Linked DNA regions of Homo sapiens: region 1 is linked to region 2. The links are chromatin contacts, found by Hi-C or POLR2A ChIA-PET in ENCODE. All regions are on one chromosome and are shown on one strand. The core of a region is the stretch at or near the end of the contact, and the rest is flanking DNA. Distances in the headings are between cores, read along the strand shown. Region 1 overlaps FLT3 (fms related receptor tyrosine kinase 3). Region 2 overlaps USP12 (ubiquitin specific peptidase 12).

Region 1 (2,788 bases), core at 262-2,761, 920 kb after region 2:
ACAAATTCTGTTGGCTGTATAAAGTAAAAGGAAGCAGGTGAAATTAAGTTTAATAACATATTTCGCTGAATGCGATATATCCAAAATACTATCATTTTAATATATAATCAATGTAAAAATTGTTTTAATTTTATTATTATTTTTTCTTTTTGAGGCAGGTTCTTGCTCTGCATCCAGGCTGGAGTGCGGTGACGTGATCATGGCTACTGCAGCCTCGACCACCTGGGCTCAATCAATCCTCCAACCTCAGCCTCCCAAGTAGCTGGGACTAAAGGTGTACACCACCACACTCAACTCATTTTTGTATTTTCTGTAGAGATGGGATTTTGCCATGTTATCCAGGCTGGTCTCAAACTCCTAGGATCAAGCGATCCACCCGCCTTGGCTTCATAAAGTGCTGGGATGACAGGTGTGACCCACCGAGCCCGGCCAATATAAAAATTATTAATAATATATTTTACATTCTTTTTTTCATACTAAGTCTTCAAAATCTAGTGTGTATTTTACAATTAGAGTACATCTCAATTTGGACCAGACACACTTCAAGCTCTCAATAGCCACATGTGGCTGGTGGCTACCGTACCGGACAGCACAGATCTAGACCTGTGATAGGAATCACCAAAGGTTCTCATTAAAAAAGCAGAGTCTGAGCGTTTTGCCCCAGTTTTGAGTCAGCATGTCTGGAATGGGAGCCAGGAATCCACATTTTAAACATTTGCTCAGATGATTCTTACACAGTTGTTCAACAGACCACATGCTGAGAAAGGATGATTTATTCTAGTCCATTGACTTGTTTGAAAGATAACATGTGCGTCTCAGTGTCTCATAGCCTAGTCCAAAACCATGTTCCATAGCATTAGTTTAAAGAGACAAGAGATGTCATAACTATAGAAGATATAGGGGAAAGTTGTTTTTTGTTTTCCAAAGAAGGAATGGAGAATTCCTCCCACAAGAGAATCTTTCGGCTGGGTGCAGTGGCTCACGCCTGTAATCCCAGCACTTTGGGAGGCCCAGGTAGGGTGAATCTCCTGAGCTCAAGAGTCCGAGACCAGCCTGCGCAACATGGCAAAACCCTGTCTCTACCAAAAATACAAAAAATTAGTCAGGTGTGGTGGTGTGCACCTGTGGTACCAGCTACTTGGGAGGCTGAGGTGGGAGGATCACTTGAGCCTGGGAGGTGGAGGTTGCAGTGAGCCAATATTGCACCACTGCACTATAGCCTAGGTGACAGAGTGAGACCTCATCTCAAAAAAAAAAAAAAAAAGAAAAAGAAAAAGAAAAGAAAATTTGTTGTTCTTAAAAAAAAGAATCTTGCATAGTTTCTCATACAAATCCCGAGGAAAACAACATTTTCCTTCAGCACTTACTATTGGGCTATTTCTGCATGTATTTTTTGAAAATTTAAATCAATACACCTATGAGTAATGTTTTTCTGTTTTTAAGGAGTTTTACTTCCTCAATCATCTGCAAATGTTTTAGGGGAGACTCAGTGTCCTACACACCGCACTCTCAAACAGGAAGTAAAAACTACCTTGTGACTCAGAAAATGCCAGAGAACCAGACTCAAACTAGACCAGACTAATACGGTTCTTTCTGTTTTCATGCAGCAGGTTATATTATCTAAAGTAATGGTAAGACTGCTACTGTATCCTCACATCTGCTTATTGTTTTCTTATCTCCAATTTCAACTCAATAATAGTTAAACTCATAAGTGAATTTGCTTCCATAAGTATAAAACTGTCCTTCTCAAGGGCGACAAGCAAGGAGAATTATGCTAAAAATGGTATCTTAGAGTCCTTTGTGGTCTCACCTGTATCCGTTATCAAGACCCTTTTGCTCACAAGGAAATGATTTTCGAGAGAAGGTCCACGTACATCTGATTTGTGGGTAGGCTTTAAACCTGACAGAAAAACAAAACTCTTCATATTGGTCAATTTCATAATCTTCACTTGAATTGGTAGCATTTATAAATCCCTTTTCTGTAAGAAAAAATAGGCATTTATGAGTTAGTTAATAATATTCATAGGGAAACGTATTGAGAAGATAAAATAAACTTGTATTCATCAGTTTAACACAGGAAAACTCAAGTGTTGGCATGCTGCAGGTCAGGTTGGATAATCCAAGTGAAAACCCAGGAGTCCTATCCCTAGTTCTAAGCCTGAGCTCATCATCTTTCGAAGTTAAGAAATGTTTAAAAAAAGAAAGAAGGAAAGAAAAAGAATGGGATGTAGATAATTGACTGTCTGGCCCCTGCTCTCAGCCAGCACCACTCTTCCATTGATGAGAGAGAGTAAAATAAACTCAAGGCACAAATAAAAGAGCGATCTGGCTAGCAATATTCACGAGGTTGCCTTATGGAACACTTCCTTATTAATCTGCTAAGAGCATCGCTGTATTTCTCGGCATTTTCATTATGGCTGAACGCTGTGCCCTAATCTGAGATTATTGAACTGTGGTTATTTTCAGATCCTACATACCCCACCAAAATTTCAGTGCATCTAAGGGCTTGTACTGTCTCTCAGTGCTCACTGCCCTAACAGTGCGGTTAGTTGGTTCTTAGAACTAGTATTTATTGTCCATTTTGTGTCAGGCTCTGTGTCAGGTTCTGGAACTACAAGGATAGAATGAGTTGTTCTTGTCCTTAAGAAACTTACAGTCTACTGGAGGATAAAAGTACACAAACAGATGGTCATATTACAATGTGTTATATGCAAAGACAGTGGCATTCAAGCGAGCCTGGTTTAACGGGAAAAGGAAGAGGGTGGGCAGATTATCTTTGCAAAGCTAT
Region 2 (3,054 bases), core at 481-2,980:
AGCCCAGGAGTTCGAGGCTGCAGTGAACTATGACCTGGGCGACAGAGTGAGACCCTATCTCTTAATAATAATAATAGCAAATAAAAATAAATGTATGCATAATTTTTGTGAAGGATGTTAGAGAAATGCTGCAAAGAACTTTATTCCATTAATGTAGTTTCGGTCTTTTCAACAACAAGAAAGCACCACTCTTTGATAAATGGTGGGGAAGTAGAAAAGAACTGGCTGCCAACTGGCATGAAGCACGGTCACATCCAAAACATACGAGTGGAGTGACCAACATGAAAAATGGCAGAGTAGAAAGCTCCCAGGGTTAGTCCTTCCACCAAAACCATTAAGCTGAAAAATACATCAGAATCAACTATTCTGAACCTTAGAACCTAATCAGACATTAAACACCCAGGGCAGTAGTTGATGAAGGGAGAAGAGAGCACAGCATGCAAACCAGCTACTATTCCCTACTCCTCAGCATCCCCAGAGGCGGGCACAGGACCACCTCCTAGAGCAGCTGCCTAGTAACAGGGCTGGCAGCGGGAACCTTGCCCTCAACAATTTAGGATTGTGCATTTTGCTCAGTTCTGGCAGTAGCCTGGGGAAACAGCACAGATTCTTGCTTTTGTTTCTGTCCCCTTAGGCTGCAACCTTTCTTGTTTTTTTCCCTTTATTGAGGGGGATGGGGATCCAGACATTATACTAAATCTCTATCAAGTCATAGCTGTCCAGAGATAGTAAGACAGAAACTTCAGTGACCACACACAACAAGGAATACAGACTTTGCAAAACTGGTTTAGAAAAGTCATTATACAAATGGATGACTGCAAGCCTCAAAAAAGCAATCACTGAGGAGGTGGAGAATCTGATTTTCAGAGTCACCACATTACAACATTCAAACTGTTCAGTTCTCACACACACACAAAAAAAATCACAAAACATGCCAAAAAAAAAAAAAAAGGAAAATATGGTGTATTTGCAGGAAAAAAGAATTTGACAGAAACCATCCCTGAGGAATTCCAGACACTGGAATGACTAGTCAAAGGTATTATTAAATCAATCGTATCAACGGTATCACACTGGGGTCCCAAAACAAGAGCTGAGCACGCTTACTTCCCCACGACTAACGTGGTTTTTTCAGTGAGTCACTTGTTGAAATCTCAAATTTCCTGGATGAGAACCATTTCTGCAGGGATCAAATGAGGTCAAATCACAAGTCCAAAAAGATTACACAAGTATCACAAGTCCAAAAGATTAGCTAATTCTTGAAGGCAACAACATTTAAATTCCACCACTTTGCTTCAGCAAGCCGTGACGCTTAAAAACAAGGGTGTCAGAAAAATTCTGGATGAAAAGATCAGTTCATGAAAGTAAGGAAGGAATAGTGTTGTGCAGCTATAGAAATAACAAGAGCTGAATGACACTCAAAGTTTATGTGTGGCATTTTCAAAATGCAGTAAAATTCATTTTTTAAAATAAGCACAGATTTACATATGTTAAACACAATTTGAATACAAATTCAGAATGCAGGAAGCAGTCAATATGGGAACTTGAGTGTGGGTACATTACAAAGAAGAAAGGTAAGAACTGGTAAGAGACACTTTAGCCATAGCAGGCCAGAAGGCTGCACAGGTGTGAAACCCTCCTGGTGAGAGGGTGAGCAGTGAGCTCCACCACCACTTCTCAAACCACGTGACTCTGGGTGAGTCACTTTCTCAGTCTTAGTTTCCTCACCATATCATACAGGAAAATACCTACTCTGCCTACCTCGGGGTTACAGAAATCAAATAGTGAATGTGAAAGTGCTGTAAAACGTAAAGCATTATGTAAAGGTATGACTAGAAACATGAGTCATTTGGATTTTTCTAAGTAATCATTTTACCAAAGTGAGCAACGTGATGGAAACTTGCCCCAGTAGAGTGAAGTACCTTGTTCAAGTACACTTGGTTTTGAAAGCCACTATGTAAATGGAAAAGAGACCACTCTTTAACCTATGTAAAAGTCTGAGGTTAGCTTCCTATGGACAGTTAAAATATCAGAACAAGCACCAAATCCCTTTCATATGCTTTGTATAAAACCTTTTATTTTATAAGTACTCTAAGTTCACAATCTAAAAATAATTCAAACTGTAAAGAGGGTGTAAAACTCAAAGTATTATTCACCACTCCCTCTCTTAAGGTTCATTTCCCTGGAGACAATACCCATTAACGGTTTTAGTTCTTAATAATGATTATCATAACTTTAAATAATATATTGCATGCCTCAGTCAACAGCTCTTAATTCTGTGCTTTTGCAAGAAGAGAAATTGACACACACACTACCTCCCAACTCTCCTTCCACAGGCCACCTCCTAATTTTTATTACGTGTCACTGGGTAGAGTATTGTTCTAGTGCTTCTACTGGTTCTACATCTAAATCTTTAGCTAGATTTACCAATTCTCATATAGCACGTAAGAAATCCGGGCTATGAAACAAAAGGAAATAAGCACATTCACCTTTCCTGCTATCCCTCATTTCCTCCACCTCCCAGCCACTTACTCATATATTCAGGGATTATAACATTTACATTAGCTTCTATAATTATATCTTCCATGCTTTATCTTTGGTGTATTCAAAAAGCAATTAACTAGAAAGAGTAGATACTTGAAGGGTAGCTAATGTGTGCAAAGGAGATTGGCTTATGAAGTAGAGAGGGGCCAGTAGAAATGTTAGTAACTTCAAACAAGAAAATTTTAGTTACACATGTTAAAAAATGTATAGGTTACTAGCAAAACATAAAATATCATTCCAATAAAAAGCAGTACAGGAAGGCAAAAAAAAAGAAAAGAAAAAGAAAAAGCAAAGGAACAGAAATATAGCCCTCACTCATTAAATTACTGCCCCTCGAAGGAGACTCTTCCATGTTCCAATCTCTTGGTTGTCCTCAAGTGTCTGGAAATCCCTGGTTGGCTGTACGGCTTTGTGAATGAAAGATGGTTAGTGTAAGTATCTCAAGAGGGTTTCCTCTGCATTTGCGTAGGTCTGGCTGTCCTAAAAGATCGTTGGTTTCAAGTTCTATGTGTG

Evidence for each region. Hi-C counts contacts between places; a loop is a spot of excess contacts on that map. ChIA-PET counts read pairs that join two places held with the same protein, here RNA polymerase II (POLR2A). Pooled maps may share reads with other maps.
Region 1: a pooled map shows a loop between it and region 2 (10-fold over the local background). The contact joins two enhancer-like sites. A Hi-C loop is called at or near these places in 6 of 37 single-sample maps with no recorded cell type and 4 of 50 pooled maps. POLR2A ChIA-PET finds 5 or more read pairs at or near these places in 1 of 52 experiments (OCI-LY7).

Annotation. Positions count from the first base shown.
Region 1 is chr13:28,046,465-28,049,252 of GRCh38, forward strand. It overlaps FLT3 (fms related receptor tyrosine kinase 3), which reads right to left. Exons shown (of 24, transcript NM_004119.3): 9 at 1,811-1,979. Among named protein-coding and RNA genes, the nearest start is that of FLT3, 53 kb to the right of the region's middle. Within about 2 kb of position 1,512, at least 4 of the 41 ENCODE cell types and tissues checked have a DNase peak (open chromatin) inside an H3K27ac peak, as active enhancers do.
Region 2 is chr13:27,129,626-27,132,679 of GRCh38, forward strand. All of the region lies in intron 1 of USP12 (ubiquitin specific peptidase 12), which reads right to left. The region is part of intron 1 of USP12-AS1 (USP12 antisense RNA 1); the gene reads left to right. Among named protein-coding and RNA genes, the nearest start is that of USP12-AS1, 5.6 kb to the left of the region's middle. RefSeq lists an enhancer at 1,446-1,515 and a silencer at 1,546-1,595. Within about 2 kb of position 1,731, at least 12 of the 41 ENCODE cell types and tissues checked have a DNase peak (open chromatin) inside an H3K27ac peak, as active enhancers do.